Linked DNA regions of Mus musculus: region 1 is linked to region 2. The links are chromatin loops, found by intact Hi-C in ENCODE. Cell type or tissue: heart. All regions are shown on one strand.

Region 1 (8,000 bases), 120 kb after region 2:
TCCAGAGGCCCTCAAGGCTCAGAAGGAACTTGGCCACAGCCACTTTCTCGCCCCACCCCCCACTCTCTGCCCTAGGAACACCCTCCTTTACCTGACAAAGCCTGTTCCTTCTAAGAAGCTCCACAGCTTCTGTTCTGGACTTGCCCTTAGCACCAAACTGTCCACAGGGAAATATGGGAACACCTCTGGCTGGGCGTGTGTGGAGCCACTCACACTTCACTCCTGGCTGCCACCCACACAACATTGCTGGGGGTCTCAGATGGAGGTTCCAAGGCCCTGAAGACATGGCAAGGGTGGGGGTGGGGTTAGCTCTCTGGCTCAGACACCCTGATTTCTCATTTCTGCTCCTCTCATACATACCCCTCCCTTGACAGGGACAGTAGCTGTGTTGGGGCCCGGGCTTCGTGTACACCAGCCAATAGGAATCCAGAGAGAAACCCAAGGCCCAGTCTTGCCACTCACAGGGGCTACCACCGAGGAATCACCTCCTATGCCCATAGCTCTAACCTCCCTCACTGGTATCAGTGAACAAACTTCCTTTGTCCCTCAGCCTGTCTTCCTCCATAGCACTCAGCATCTCAACAGGGTAACTATGTATCCCAGCTGAGAAAAGGTGGCTAGCTTCTGTTGCAGCTCTGAGCCACTGGAGACCAGTCACATAAGGGTTTGCTTTCCTGTGGGTACAAAGGCCATGGAGGGCTACTCCAGGGAGCCCAAGGGATGCCACCAAGGCTGAGCCACAGGTGTAGGGACTTTATCCTAATCCAGAGCAGCCCAGGCCCAGGCCTCCTCAGAGGAGCACTGAGGAGAGGACAGAAGAATCCCCAGAGCAGGAAGAGCAGGACTGGACATCATGTCTAGGACACCAGGAGATGCCACGAGGAACGGAGCACCATTCCCTGAGGACTGTCAGACACACAGAGAAGCACCAGACCCCAAACATGACCTTCTGGGGAACCAAGTAACCAGCTGTGGCGCAAGACAGCACAGGAAGAACAACGTGAGAGGAAAGGTGAGGACCAAGCACTGCTCAGGGATGGCACAGTACCGGGGACAGCACTGCTCAGGGATGGCACAGTACCAGGTACAGCACTGCTCAGGGATGGCACAGTACCAGGTACAGCACTGCTCAGGGATGGCACAGTACCAGGTACAGCACTGCTCAGGGATGGCACAGTACCAGGTACAGCACTGCTCAGGGATGGCACAGTACCAGGTACAACACTGTTCAGGGATGGCACAGTACCGGGTACAGCACTGGGATGGCACAGTATTGGGTCCAGCACTGGGCACAGCAGAAGACAGCTTCCATCCCCAATCCACAAAAAGGAAGTAAACTTTAAAAGCCAGGATGTCAACTTAGTGGTGGGGGTGCACACCACTGATCCTAGTGCTCTGGAGACAGAGGCAGGAGGATCTCTGTGAGTTCAAGGCCAGCCTGGTCTACAGAGTGAGTCCAGGACAGTCAGGGGTACACAGAGACCCTGTCTCAAAAAACAAAACAAAATCCCACAAAACAACAAAAGGGTGAAAGAGATGGCTCAGGGGTTAAGAGCACTGGTTGCTTTTGCCACGGTCAGAACTCCATCCGTAACACTAATGGCTGAAGGCATACAACTACTTGGAAATTCAGACCTAGGAATCCAATGTCCCCCTCTGGCCTCTGCAGACACACCGAGTTGGACACCCATACAGGCATAAGTCTATAGGAAACGAAAGGCACTGCATGTCACCAAGCTGGGCACTGCAGCCTGAGAGGTCGCCTATGCCAGGCACTCAGGGCCCACCCTGCAGTGAAATCTGCCAAGCTATGCCCCTCCTCTTCCCAAGCACCTGGGCTGAGTCCCCGGCTGACCCGGCAAGGACAATGGCGGCCAGGTGTGGAGCCTGACCACCACACACAGAGTTGTCAAAGGGCCACTTGCAGTGCAGGTGTCCTAGGCCAATGTATGTGTGAGGATGGGGACCCAACAACAAGAGATGTGGCAGGTCATGCCTGGCCCTCAAACTCTCAGAGGGCAGAGGCAGGAAGATCACCTCAAGTTCGAGGCCAGCCTGGGCTACACAGTGAACCTATCTATCCATTTAAATGCTCGATATATATATATATGTATATATATATATACACACACACACACACATATATATATACCATTATTTAAATAAAAGACAACAGCTTGAGAGAGAGTGGTCTAAAATAAACCTGGGACCTGGGGGTGGAGTCAGTGGTGAAGTTCACCAAGCCATTTCTAAGGAACAGAGGCCACCAGAGGGGACTAAACGGTACTCTAGTCAACAATGCCCTGTCTCTCTTTTAGAGATGACCACATATGTAACCCAGGCTGGCCTTAAACTCAAAGAGATTCACCTGCCTCTACCTCCTAAATGCTGAAATTAAAGGCATGCACCACCATACCTGGGTGCCATGCCACTTTTTAAAGGTTTTTGTTTTTAATTTCATCCACATGAGAGTTTGCCTGGGTGATTGCATTTGCACCACACATGGCTGGTGCCTTGGAACTGGGTTTACAAACCAGCCATGTGGCTGCTGGTAACCCAATCCAGGGCCTCTGCAACAGTAGCAAGCGTGGCCCCCACCCCTCAGACAGGGACTCACTGGCTATGGATTTCTGGAACAAGGCTTCCTATATAGACCAGGCTGGACTCAAACTCAGAGGTCCACCCGGCAATGCCTCTAGAGAAACGGGACTAAAAGTGTGCACGCAGCAGGCCCAGCCCAAAACAGAAAGTGCTCTTAAATCGGAGCCATCTCTCTAGGCTCTCCAATGTCTTCTTTAAATGCAATTGGAATCCTAAGGGTCCGGTTAGGGCCATCCCAGAACCTAGGAGGTTGCAGCTTCAGGGTCCTGGGTCCAAAACTAGCCTGGCCTACAACAGTAAAAACAAACAAAAGACAAATAACAAAACCTTAATGTCTTTTCTCTAATACAATACTTCCTACACACTGCCTGATCCCTGAGGCCTTCTTCAAAATGTCATCACACTAATTGCGACATGCTCCCTGCCAAGCTCAAAGTCCACACCCGTTCAAGGCAAGGGGGTTTTCCGCTCGACAAACAGCAGGTGCCCCTATGGCCTTGTGCATCCAACTACTGGAGACAGTGGGGGGGGGGGGGGGACTCATCCCAGGAAACTGTCGCGTTCGTAAACAAGGTATGCCACAAGCGCACAGGGTGGCGTGCGTGGTGACGGGAGGGAATGATATATCGTTCGGAACAAGGTGGACAGAATAAGAACCGGAGGAGTTGCACCAAGTCCCCTAGCTTGGGGACGGGGATGCACGGTCTCTCGCTCCGTCGTGACCGTCTTTATGCTTTAATGACCAGAGAGGTCTAGACATTTGCACAGCATCGCGATGGCAGCTAGGAGAGGGACAGCAATCTGACAGTGCGCGGTCTGGCTGAGCAAGGGAAACATGTAGCACGGGCGGGCTGTGGGACCCAGGGCGGTCCTATGGGCTTTACCTGATGCAGGAGATGCTGCGCCGCCGCTACCGGGAGCGCCGGGACCCCGAGCTCCGCGGTGCCGGAAGTGGCAGTAGGGCCGCCGGCAAGGCCCCCCGGGAGCTCCCGCCCAGTATGGGCAGTCGATGGAGCGGAAGAAGCCGGTAGAACGTAGCATGGTCCGTTCCGCAGCGGGGCCCCGGCCCGGAGATACCCGGGACCCCGGGACCCCTCCTCACACTCGCCCCGGAGGCTTCCGCTCGCGCTTTTCGGACCCCGCCGACGCCGCCATCTTGCCCCGAGGCCCCCAGAGGCCCCCGGGACGCTGTCGCTAGGGACGCCGGGAAGGGCTGACTGAAGTGCGCCTGCTTACAATGTCGTCTCCCGCGGAACTGTAGCCGTCGGAAGACCCGAAGCTTAGGACAAGAGAAGCTTTAAAGAACGCGTGATTATATGCTTCTGGTCCTGAGAACCTTCCGGCACCGGACTTTCGCGGGTGCAGCTTCGCAATCTTGAGCCTCAAGCCCCTGAGAAGCCTGGGCTGTCCAGAGTGCGCCTGGCTGGAAATGCACCGCGAGTCTCCGCTGTAATCTTTGGCTATATAAGGCCGTCGTGCGCCCCCCGGAGGACGAGGAGAGCTTCACGGCCAGGGTTTTTGTTTGATTTAGGATTTACTTTCTAATTCTATGTATGTGCAACATGAGTGTTTCTGATTCTCGCTGAAGTCAGAAAAGGGCTTTGGATACCCAGAAATTGGAGCTACTCATGGTTATGAACGGTCATGTGAGTACTGGGAACCGAACCCAAGTCTCCAATTGCTGTAAGTGCTCTTCACCACTGAGCCAACTCTCTAGCCAGGGTCTTAATTGGCTGAGGTGCCTATCCTGAGAAACCTACCTAATTGATGCTCAAATAGTCACCTAACCACGAGGGGTATCAGTGGGGCATTTCTTTTTTCTTTTTGCCGTGCCTAGATACATACACTAGACAAGGGCACTCCAACTAAGCTACACTCTGGAAATATATTTGATTTTTTTTTTTTTGTTTTTTTGTTTTTTTGTTTTTGCTTTGTTCTGGGGTGTTTGGAGGGAGGCGACACTGTGCACCCGCATGCAGAGGTTAGAGGAGCATACAGCTTCCCACCCCTTTGTTTAGTCTTCCATTTTCTTTCCTTTAAGACAGGCTTCTTCACTGAAGTACTTCAGCTGGGCAGGCTGGCTAGCAAGCTCCCAGCATCTGCTTGCCTCCACCCCAAAGCCTAGGGTGGCACTCACCTGGTCATACCCAGCTTTAAATGGGTGCTGGGGATTAGAACTCAGGTCCTGAGACCTGTGCACAGCTTTCTAACCCACTGAGCCCTCTCCCCAACCGCTTTTCTGTTTTGCTTTTGATTGAGGTAAGGTCTCATGTAACACAGACTGGATGGACTTGCCCATTACACAGTGCTGGAGATGAAACGCAAAGCCTTGTGCTTGCTAGACAGTTACTCCAGTCACTGAGCAACATCCCCAGAACCCCTCTTTCTGTTTGTCTGGACAGGGTCTGGCACTGTAGCCTAGACTGATCTTGGACTTCTGACAGTTTTCCTAAATGCTAAGATTACAGGCCTGAGTCACCATGGCCGCCTGCTTTTTAAATTTTTAATCAATTTATTTGGTGTTTATTTTAAAAGATTCTCCTTCTGCACTCCAGGCTCATCTCATTTTCAAATCTATAAAATCCATCTGCCTCAGCCTCTGGGATCCTAGGATTACAGACTTGAGCCAACACATGCAATTTTGGAAGGGTATTCTACCAGCATTTAACAATTCTCACAGAGAGAAGTCACCTGGATAAGCACTGGTGCATGACGAACATATGACATAGGCCCTGGGTTATTACACAGCCTCAAAAGCAATTCTGGTGGTGTACACCTATAGTCTCAGTCCAGTGGAGGTCGAGGTGGGAGCACACCTGTAATCTCAGTACAGTGGAGACAGAGGTGGGAACACACCTATAGTCTCAGTACAGTGGAGACAGAGGTGGGAACACACCTATAGTCTCAGTACAGTGGAAATAGAGGTGAGAGATTGACTCAGATCATTCTCAGTTACACAGAGAACTCAGGGCCAACCTGGGTTACCTGGAAACTGGTATTTTAAAATAAATAAAAGCTGGTTTTGTTTTGTTTTTCTGGGGTTTTTTTTGTTTGTTTGTTTTGTTTTGTTTTTTCAAGACAGGGTTTCTCTGTATCACCCTGGCTGTCCTGGAACTCACTCTAGACCAGGCTGGCCTCGAACTCAGAAACCTGCCTGCCTCTGCCTCCCAAGTGCTGGGATTAAAGGCGTGTGCTACCACACCTGGCTTGTTTGTTTTTCTGAGACACAGTTTCTCTGTGTGGCCCTAGATATCCTGGAACTCACTCTGTAGACCAGGCTGGCCTAAACCTCACAAAGACCTGCCTGCCTCTGCCTCTTGTGTGACAGGACTGTAGTCGTGCCACACCACCACCCACCAATAAAGATGTTTTTCAACATCTCTGGACTCCCTCAGCTTCCCACTCCCCAGGACATTGTTGGAATCACTGGAGCCAGAGCGTCAGATTGGGAGCTATGGAGATGGATGGTGGAAGCTGAAGCATAGCCTTCGAATGAGCTTCATGGTGCTGAGCTATACATGGAAATGAGGTTTAAGTGCACTTTCATATTCTGTGTGCCTTTATACAACTATTATCAACAACTGAAGGGGGCGGTGACAGGGCAGCTGTAATTTGGGGTCCAAAAGCAGGAGCTGTAGGTGACCCCAAGGCAGGGTCCCTCTATAGAAATACAGTCAGCCTAGCAGCAGGGCACCAAGATCAGCAAGAGGTGTTCCAGATGTGGCCTTTTCCCAACAAAGTTATTTGGCAAAGAGCCTGAAACAGTACAGAGATTGCTTCTCACGCACGGTAGAAGAGCAAAGGGAGCCGACCCAGGCATGGTTACTTCTCAGTACTGTCACATATAACTCAGCCTCTGCGAATATAGTTATCAGGATAATGTATGTCTCATCTCCGACCTCTGTCAGACCAGAGGTCCAGAGCTGGTGTCCCGGCAAGACAACCTGCAGCACAGCACCTGTCTGCTCACTCACCCGGGAGTTCGAAAGAAAGATCCAAATCTTTCTGCATCTGGCGCTGTTGTCCAACTCATCACTGCTGAATGATGGTGGCTTGACATGTGTTTTCCTTTTCTTGGCCTTGAACTCAACCATCTTACCTGGCCTCCTGAGTAGCTGAGAATGACAGACCCCCTAGGCTATTATGTTTGGGGTTTTGTTGGTTTTTTATCGGTAGGCTGCTGTGAACATTCTAAGCAGTGAAAATGATGTTGAACCTCTGATCCTTGTGGCTCCACCTCCCCAGCCCTGCCGTGCCCACCTTAGCCACACTTATGATCATGAAGAGAAACATAGGCAGAGGAAGGAACAATACAGCGCTTCCAGAACAAGTTGGGCTTGTTTCTTGTTTGTTGGTTTTGTTTTGTTTTTGGGAGGAGGTTGGAATCCTAGGCGGGGATCCAACCTGACCATGCCCCCAATTCCTCACTAGGGGCCTGTAAGGGGGTTGTTCTGCCACACTCTTCTCAGAAGGATCTCTGAAATAAGCTCAGAAATGGAGATGGGAGACCACAGAGCTGGCCAAGTACCTTTAGGTGCTTACCAACAAAGATAAAAAGCACACCACTAGCCGGGCAGTGGTGGAGCACGCCTTTGATCCCAGCACTCGGGAGGCAGAGGCAGGCGGATCTCTGAGTTCGAGGCCAGCCTGGTCTACAGAGTGAGTTCCAGGACAGCCAGGGCTATACAGAAAAACCCTGTCCTCGAAAAACGAGAAAAAAAAAAAAAAAAAAAAAGCACACAGCCACCCAGGAACTTAAATATGCGTGTTCATATCAGCACTAATCACAGAAGCCAATTTTAAATTCAATTCACAATCTGTGCATTGACAAATGAATGATGAACACGGGAGTCTTGCTCAGTCCTAAACTGAAGAATGGCTGTGACACATGACAATATAGAGTGGTTGCCAACACCTTACTGAGACCCTTTAATACATGTAGTTACTCATGTGGTGACACCAGCCATTAAAGTCTTTCATTGCTACTTTGTAACAGTAACTTTGCTACTGTTATGAATCGTAATGTAAATCTGTCTTAGTGACCCATGTGAAAGGGCTGTTGGACTCCCAAAGGAGTCGAGACCACTCACTGGTGTGGAGATGTTTGGTGAGAGAACCAACACAAAAGGCCAAGGGAGTAAGGGACTCCACAGAAAACATCCAGAACTTGGGGTGCAGACTTAAGAATGATGGCTAGGAAGGGGAGGGTACAGCTTATGGAGTAAGAGCTTATTTAGGCATAAAAGAATGTTCTGGAATTAGTCGGGGCAATAAAGCAGAAAAAGGCAAGAGTATGTAGTTGGTGCATATAGTGTGTGTGTGGGGGGGAGCAGCTCCTTCTAGAATCCCTCAGTGAGGCGGTGGGGGCGTGGCCAGCAGTTGAGACCCTCTTTAATATA
Region 2 (8,000 bases):
ATGGGACCTCTTACAGAACACAGAGCTCCCCAGTTCCACTAGGCTGAGTGGCTAGGAAGTCCCTGGGGACCTTCCAGCCCTATCTCCAGGTGTGCAAAGCCATACTCATCCCTTTATGTGGATTTGGTGGTTTAAACTCAGATTCCTGCCTGTGTGGCAAATACTTTACTGATTGACCCCCTGTACTGGCTAGTTTTGTGTCAACTTGACACAGCTGGAGTTATCACAGAGAAAGGAGCTTCAGTTGAGGAAATGCCTCCATGAGATCCTACTGTAAGGCATTTTCTCAATTAGTGATCAAGAGGGAAAGGCCCCTTGTGGGTGGGACCATCCCTGGGCTGGTAGTCTTGGTTCTATACAAGAGCAAGCTGAGCAAGCCAAGGGAAGCAAGCCAGTAAAGAACATCCCTCCATGGCCTCTGCATCAGCTCCTGCTTCCTGACCTGCTTGAGTTCCAGTCCTGACTTCCTTTGGTGATGAACAGCAGTGTGAATAGCGTAAGCTGAATAAACCCTTTCCTCCCCAACTTGCTTCTTGGTCATGATGTTTGTGCAGGAATAGAAACCCTGACTAAGACACCCCCCCACCTTCCTCCCCACTTTGGGAGGGGGTGTTGGGGAGCAGGGTCTCACTATGTAGCCCAGGTTGGCCTGGAAGGCCATCTCCTCCAGCCACAGCTTCCCATGTGCTGGGGAGACAGATAGGCCACCATGTCCTTTAGACAGAGGAAGTAATACACTGATAGCCAAGTAGCAGGCTGTGGGAAGTCTCAAGGGCATCCTGAGTCTCAACTGTGGGGACTGGGGCCCCGCAGGTGTCTGGGGATTAAGGAGGGGCAGTCCCTGTGAGGAGCCTGGGAGTCTAGGGGGGTGCCCCTAGGGTCACAGAGGAGGAAGTGGGCTGCAAGAGCCAGGGCTCAGGAGACAGGAGAGATGTGCAGTGGCTGAGAGCACTGCTGTTCTTCCACTGGACTGGACTTCTGATGGCCGCATCTGTATCACAGCCCAGAGCCAACAGAGTTCAACTCCGGGTAATCCAGCACCCTTTTCTGGCCTCTGAGGACCTTGTGCACGTGTGGCCCCCACACAGACACATTAATATGATATTTGAATAACTAATCTTACAAAAAATGCTTGAAGGAGAGGCTGATTGCAGACCTGCACACCTCTGTCACCTCCTTATGTCCTGGCACTCGGGTTAGAGGACAGGGCTGTCCCTCTCCTTACCAGCCACAAATGGCCCCTGGGTAAAGCTCTGAGTTCCAGTCTAACACGTAAGCTCTGTGACATAGGCTGAGACAGGAGAATTGTCATGAGTTCTGGGCTGGGTTGGGCTACATACAGATTAAGACCCTGTTCCAAAATACCAAAGCTGAAGGCCAGGCATGATGCAAGGAGGAGGGTCAGGCATTCAAGGCTATCTTCCAAGGACACTGGATGCCCTGTCTCTGCTGATCACAGGACCTTTGCATTTGCCAACCCCAAAGTAACCCTGCCACGTCCCTTACCCCCTGGCCTGCACCATCTGCTGAGTTATCAGATTTTTTTTTTTTTTTTTTTTTTTTTTTTTTTTTGGTTTTTCGAGACAGGGTTTCTCTGTATAGCCCTGGCTGTCCTGGACCTCACTTTGTAGATCAGGCTGGCCTTGAACTCAGAAATCCACCTGCCTCTGCCTCCCGAGTGCTGGGATTAAAGGCGCGTGCCACCACGCCCAGCTAGATATTTTTTAAAAGTTTACTACAGTTAATCCATGTGTGTATGTGTGAGCTCACATGTGCCATGGACACACAAGAATTAGATTTTTCCTCATACCAGGTATTTCTAGGAATCAAACTCAGGTCATCAGACTTGGAAGCAAGCCCCTTTCCCCGCTGAGCCCTCTCAGTGGTCCTCATTAGCTGATTTTACTCCACACCTCGTGAGGTGACCTGCAGACCCTTGGTGGCCCCTGTGCTCAGTTGGGGGAGAGGAGGAAGATGGATGTTTCCATTTCACTGATGAGGAGACAGAAGCTTCCCGGAGGAGTCTGAAGGCCCACACAACCCCTGCTTCTGGGCAGTGGACTTTGGGGTCCTGGGCAGGGAGGGCAGCAGCTGCAGGGGCTCAGAGTGGTGTGTGGTGCATGGCCTGCAGCAGCTGGGCCACCCACCCTCACCAGAAGGGGGAGGGGAACCGAGGCAGCAGCTGGTGGCTGGCACCAGGCCAGGTGGAGAGGGAATGGCCTCTGTAGAGCTCCCTACCACCCTGTAGGTTCAGGCTGGCCTTGAACTAGCTGTGTAGCCAAGGATAACCTTGAACTCATGATCTTCCTGCCTTTGTTTCTAGAGAACTGGGATGACGGGTGTTTAGCCCCCTCTGTGTGTCTGTGTGTCTGTCTTTATCCCACATCTCCCTTTGCTATCCTGTCTGTCTGTGTCTCTCTGTCTAGTCTGCTCTGGCCTCTGTGGCTTTATCCTGTCCATGCTCTGCTCTGTGTGGTTGACTGAGCCGGGCTGGCCTGAGGTGAAGGTCCCTCTCCTGGATGCAGACTGGCAACCTTGTGCAGCCTGCTCCAGGGAAGGCAGGAAGTTTTCTGGGCCCAGGGACAGGGTTGTTCCTATCTCATGGTTCCTGGCTGTTGGGGAGAATCGATCACACAGGGTCCCCTTTTTAGACATTACAAGCTGTGGTGAGGTTGGATCCTGTGGCCAGGTGAGGCCAGGCCAGAGCTGGACAGACACAGTGTCTCAGCTACCACTGGCCAAGCTGCCTGGGCTCCCACAGCAGGGGGTGAAGGGAGGGGGAGGGGCTGTCCCTCTAAAGCCCTCTAGGTGATCTACACCCCTCCATACAGAGACACCCTAACCTCATACAGACCCTCACTGTGGAAAAGTGGGGGTGGGGCCTCATTTGCATGTTTGCCTATCAGTCAGGGCAGCCGCAACTTTTGCTACTCATCACTGGGAACTGAGGGGGTGGGGCTGGCCATCCTCACTTGGCCTGGGGTGTAGCCTCAGATTCTGGGGTCTCTGGCCCTGAGAATTGTCCTGTTGGGAACCTTGGGAATAACTCCCCTCTGAGGCTCACAGGGGCCACTCTTCCCACCTTGACTTTGGGACATCCAATCAGCTCCCAGCATGGAAACCAACTTCTGAAGTTTTCTTCTTTCTTTCTCTTTCCTTCCTTCCTTCCTTCCTTCCTTCCTTCCTTCCTTCCTTCTCCTCCTCCTCCTCCTCCTCCTCCTCCTCCTCCTCCTCCTTTTGAAAGTTGAGAACCAGAGATCAGAATCCCAGAATCCATCTGAAACACCTTAAGGTCCTAGGTCCCCAAAATCCCACAAATGTCTCCACATCTTGAATTCAGGACAGAAGTCTCGGGCCCCTCAGCAGCCCAGCCTTGAGACCTGGAAGTTCAGCCTAGCCTTGGAGCACAGGGCCTTTGTATATGCCCCCAGACCTCAGCTATCTTTGGAAAGGTCCCTTTGGTGACCTTAGACCATTTAAAAACAGGCACAGAACTGTAAGGCCACATGCTTATGGTCACACAGACTCTAATCCAGACTGCTGGACTCCCAGGAGACTGGGAAGAAATGGAATGGGGTTCCTGGTCTTCCTGTGTGCACTTGTGCAGGAGACACCACCTAGTGGTATCTCTGTCTGTGGCTGTGTGTCACATACAGAGGGTTTATTTCAGATTACAATGTACAGTCTACCATGAGGTAAGTGAGGGCAGTAACTCAAAGTCGGAGCTGATGCAGAGCGGTGGAGGAGCCCTGCTCCCTGGCTTGCTCCCTGCGACTTGATCAGCCCAGAAGCGAGGGATGGGGGTGTCCTTTCTGTCTGCCCTGCCTTTGACCCCTTGCAGACCCTAATCTTGTTCCAGTTCTTTCCTGTTCTTAGTCCAATGAAACCATGGCAAACACTGTCCCCTAGAAGGGACGTGAGAGGCAGCACTGGGACCCCCGTCCCAAGTTTTCCAGAATGGGGCGGCAGTTCAGCATCTGTCCACTAGATGGCGGACGACGCTCAGAAACGCTCCAGAGTGCACAGCGCGCTGTTCGGTGTGCGCAAGCGCAGTTCGTAAGTGTACCCAAAGGCACCTGTGCAAAGGCACCTGTAGGCACCGAGCTCAGCTCACGTGTTCATATACTTCGTGCATGTCACAAGCGACGTCCACGCCGATCCACCCCTACCGAGAGAATCTTAACAGGCTTGTTCTTATACAGCATGTTGGTGCGTGAATACTCATGTTGGGCACATTAGTGTCCCAGAGTCTCACTTCCATGCATAAGACCCCCATGTCATCTGTTCTGGGCGATCCTTATGCTGGGAACGATGTTGTGTGAATAGTAGGTTCTCATGGACTGACTGGATGGACTGACCGGCTGCAGCAGGCACATCGACAGCTCCAGGATCCCACCACCCCCACCCCCATATTCCCATGGCTTTTGCCTCAGCTCATAACCTCGAAGAGGAACATAGTTCATGCCTCAGTTTATCTGTGTTGTCCCAATTTCCACCTTTGTGAAGCTTCCTCCATGTGAGGCCTGTCACTGCTGGGAAGCCAGATTCATGCCTGGAGTGTCCCCTTTGTTTTGTTTGTTTGTTTGTTTGTTTGGAGTGGTTGTTTTGTTTTGTTTTTTTCGAGACAGGGCTTCTCTTTATAGCCCTGGCTGTCCTGGAACTCACTCTGTAGACCAGGCTGGCCTCGAACTCAGAAATTCGCCTGCCTCTGCCTCCCAAGTGCTGGGATTAAAGGCGTGTGCCACCACGCCTGGCTGAGTGTCTCCTTTGTATCTAAAGTCAGACACCCAGTAAACTATTCAGATACCTAACTCATTACAGGCTGTATAACGGAGCGTCCCCCTCCCGCCCCCGCGGCGCCTTAGTTCCACATGTTTTTCACCAGGGAACTTCTGCCAACCAGAGATCAGTTTTGGAACCAGAGGAGTGGGCTCTTGGCTATGCAGCAAGCTGAGCTGCTGTTCATCCCGCAGGGTCCTGGGACATTGGCCTTCCATGTAGAATGCCCTGCTTGGTCGACCCTGCAGACAGGAGTTTATCTGTGACTGGCCAGCGGATCTCCAGGTGTGCACCAGTGGCCATTCCTGGAGTCTTCAGGGGTGCACAGGCAGGAAGCTGTCCAGATTCTCTGATGTGGGTCCTGCCTTTTCTGGTCACCCTCTCTTCCTCCCGCTCATGTCTGTCGTCACCCATGGTGACCATAGGCCATCTCCTTGGCAACAGCAGCCACCAGGTCAGCTGTATCATCGACCACAGCTCACCCTTGCAGTCCCTACACTGGACACAGAAGGTGGTCAGGTGGAGGATCAGCTAGGGTGTCAGGGAGGACCTGTAGGATCAGGTCAGGAGCCTTAGGCAGCCCCTGGAGTATGTCGGAGCAGAGTCGGTGGGCGCCTGCATATCAGTGGCTCTCCTTAGGCCTCCGTTTCCCCATACACCCAGCCTCTGTGATCTCTAGACTCTGCTCCAGACCTGGCCACTTGCTATGTGGACAGTGGCTGGCTGGAGGGAGGCTCAGCCTTAATCCCAGTTGCTGGCCACTAAGCCAGGTCAGGGGGGTCAATGGCTTCCAGTGACCCGCAGGCCCATTGTGTATCCCCTGAGCAGTCAGCATGGCTGTCTTCTTGACAGTCCCATCGCTGTGATCTCTTGAGAGCCAACCACAGATGCTTCTAGAAAAATCCACCAAGATTTCACCATTGCTGTTCCTGAGCAGGCTACCATTTGCATTTCTGGAAGGTTCTGTCAGCCTAGCTCAGAGGCAGCTTTCCTTCTTTGCTTCCTGCGTATTCCACACCTGCTGACCCCAGGAGCGCCCACCTCTGCATCTCCAGACAGCTGGTCACTCCAGGGACCAAGACAGAGGTGCAAGTGTGGAGGGCTTTATGGAGGGGACTCTGGCTCCTGCTGGTCCCTGGTATGGGAAGCTGAGAGGGGACTGGGTCAGGAGGCATATAGGGCTGGCCTTTTCCCAATAAATGCATTTGAATAAACCCTGGGATAGGGGTTGGGGATGAGGGTCTGCCCAGGAGGAAGGGTAGGGAGGGCAGAAGGCAGGCAGGCTACACAAGAGGGCACAAGCCAATGTCCACCATCTTTCCTCAGTTTCCCTCCTTGGGCAAGCCCATAGATGGAGTCCTATAGGCACCAACATTTCTGATAGGTCAGGCCTCTGGCTTGGGGCCACACAGCAAGCGGGTGGGGGCCATGGAGGACAGTTTTTGCTGAATAAAGCTGAGGGAATGGGCCCCAATGTCCAGGCAGGCTGCTGGCCCTTTAAGAGCCTCATTTTGGCGCTGCCTGGGGGTTATTGATCGGGAGCCTTGGAAACAAGATTAGATTATTGGGCTGAGAACGGCAGCCTGGGGGCCTGGGAAGGGGGAGGGCTTCTTGTAAATGGCTACAGGGGTACTAGAGGCTCATTCCTGGTGGGGGTGGCTCTCTAGATCCCATGTTCCCTGGGTCCTAGGGAGGGTGTTACAAATTTGCAAACTGAGGCAGAGTGGCTGCATCTGTTAATGCGTGCCTTTGCTGAGTACTTAGTCTGTGTGGTGAGGCCAGGATATTACAGCAATCCTTGCATAATTGTGTGGTCCCAGAGCACTGCAGGGATGGGATGCACTTCAGAACAGTCTCCATCCTCAGTGTGTGCCTGGGATGGAAGAAACTAATCCCATTTCACAGGAAGGGAAACTGAGGCCCTTAAGGGAGGTTGTTGGTCTCCAAACACTCACTGCCTAGGTGAGATGGCCAGAAGGCCCTGTATACAGCAGGAGCCCAATAAATGCACAGCTGGATTAGAAGTACAGGCCCCACTTTGGGTGCCCCGCCTCTGGGTATGAGGAGAACCCTGTGTTCTTCCACAATTTCTAAGGTTCCTAGTCCACCCGGAGGCAGAACCTTACCAGTCCCTCACGGATTTCTTCCTAGGGTCCCTGATGCTTTGTCGCCAGCCAAGGAGCTGAGTTGCCTTCACCTGCCCCTCAGGGGTCCATCACTGTGTCCCCTTCAGACAAGGGACTGACCAAGGATGGGGGGGGGGCACAGAGAGAGCTCAGGAGACATCAGGTTCCCTGTGAGCAGCCAGCAGCCTCTATGCTGGCTTCTGTTCATCTGGAAGGAGTCTAAAGACAAACACCTGTCTGTCCAGGGTGGGGAAACAGAGGCCCCCACAGATGGAGGATGGAAGCCTTCAATTTATTTTTGTGTATTTTTGTAACAAAGTCTCATGTAGTCCAGGCCACCTTAAACTCCAGATCCTCCTGCCTCCACCTCCCAGTATTGGAATGACAGGGGTGAATCTCCAGGACTGGTTTCTGTGATGACTGGGGGTGGGGGGTGGGGGGGAGACAGGGTTTTGTTCAGGCTAAGCAAACAGGAAACAGGTCCTCTGCTGGTTAAGCCCAAACCCCGGCTCTAGCCACACCTCTATCTTTTTTCTTTCTGTTTTTTCTTCTCTCTCTCTCTCTCTTTTTTTTTAAAGATTTATTTATTTTATGTGCATGAATAGAATACACTGTAGCTTCAGACACCCCAGAAGAGGGCATCAGATACCATTGCAGATGGTTGTGAGCCACCATGTGGTTGCTGGGAATTAAACTCAGGACCTCTAGAAGAGCAGTCAGTGCTCTTAACCACTGAGCCATCTCTCCAGCCCCTCTTTCTGGATTTTCAAGATAGGGTTTCTCTGTGTAGCCCTGGCTGTTCTGGAACTCACTCTGTAGACCAGGCTGGCCACAAATTTGCCTCTGCCTACTGAGTGCTGGGGTTAAGGGTGTGTGCCTCCACTACCCACTACCCCTATCTATTTTTAGATCATTCACAGGATCCATGTCCAGTGGACCCCCTCCCCCCCAGGCAAGCGACCAGAGAGGGTGTCATTTAAACAGCAGAAGAGACAGGCAGGCTGCGGGAAGGCCTGAACACCCCAGGACAGCTGTGCTTTGTGAGGGCTTCCTGGAAAGGGTTTTAATATTAATTAATTAATTAATTAATTAATT

Evidence for each region. Peaks named below come from ENCODE experiments on the same cell type or tissue, not always from the same donor. Only the 100,000 strongest peaks of a DNase experiment are listed, where the experiment ranks them.
Region 1: it touches region 2 in a loop (6-fold over the local background); 15 of 42 quality-filtered maps call a loop at or near these places.

The regions. Positions count from the first base shown.
Region 1 is chr10:80,557,779-80,565,778 of GRCm38, forward strand. It overlaps Rexo1 (REX1, RNA exonuclease 1), which reads right to left and starts at 3,782. Exons shown (of 15, transcript NM_025852.3): 1 at 3,486-3,782. The coding sequence starts at 3,642. In heart, a CTCF peak has its summit at 4,093 (motif pointing left); DNase peaks (open chromatin) are centred at 1,903 and 4,023; H3K4me3 peaks cover 2,670 bases; H3K27ac peaks cover 3,116 bases.
Region 2 is chr10:80,442,371-80,450,370 of GRCm38, forward strand. No RefSeq gene overlaps it. Among named protein-coding and RNA genes, the nearest start is that of Tcf3, 13 kb to the left of the region's middle. In heart, no CTCF peak of the experiment used is centred here; a DNase peak (open chromatin) is centred at 4,051; H3K4me3 peaks cover 362 bases; H3K27ac peaks cover 713 bases; H3K27me3 peaks cover 4,123 bases.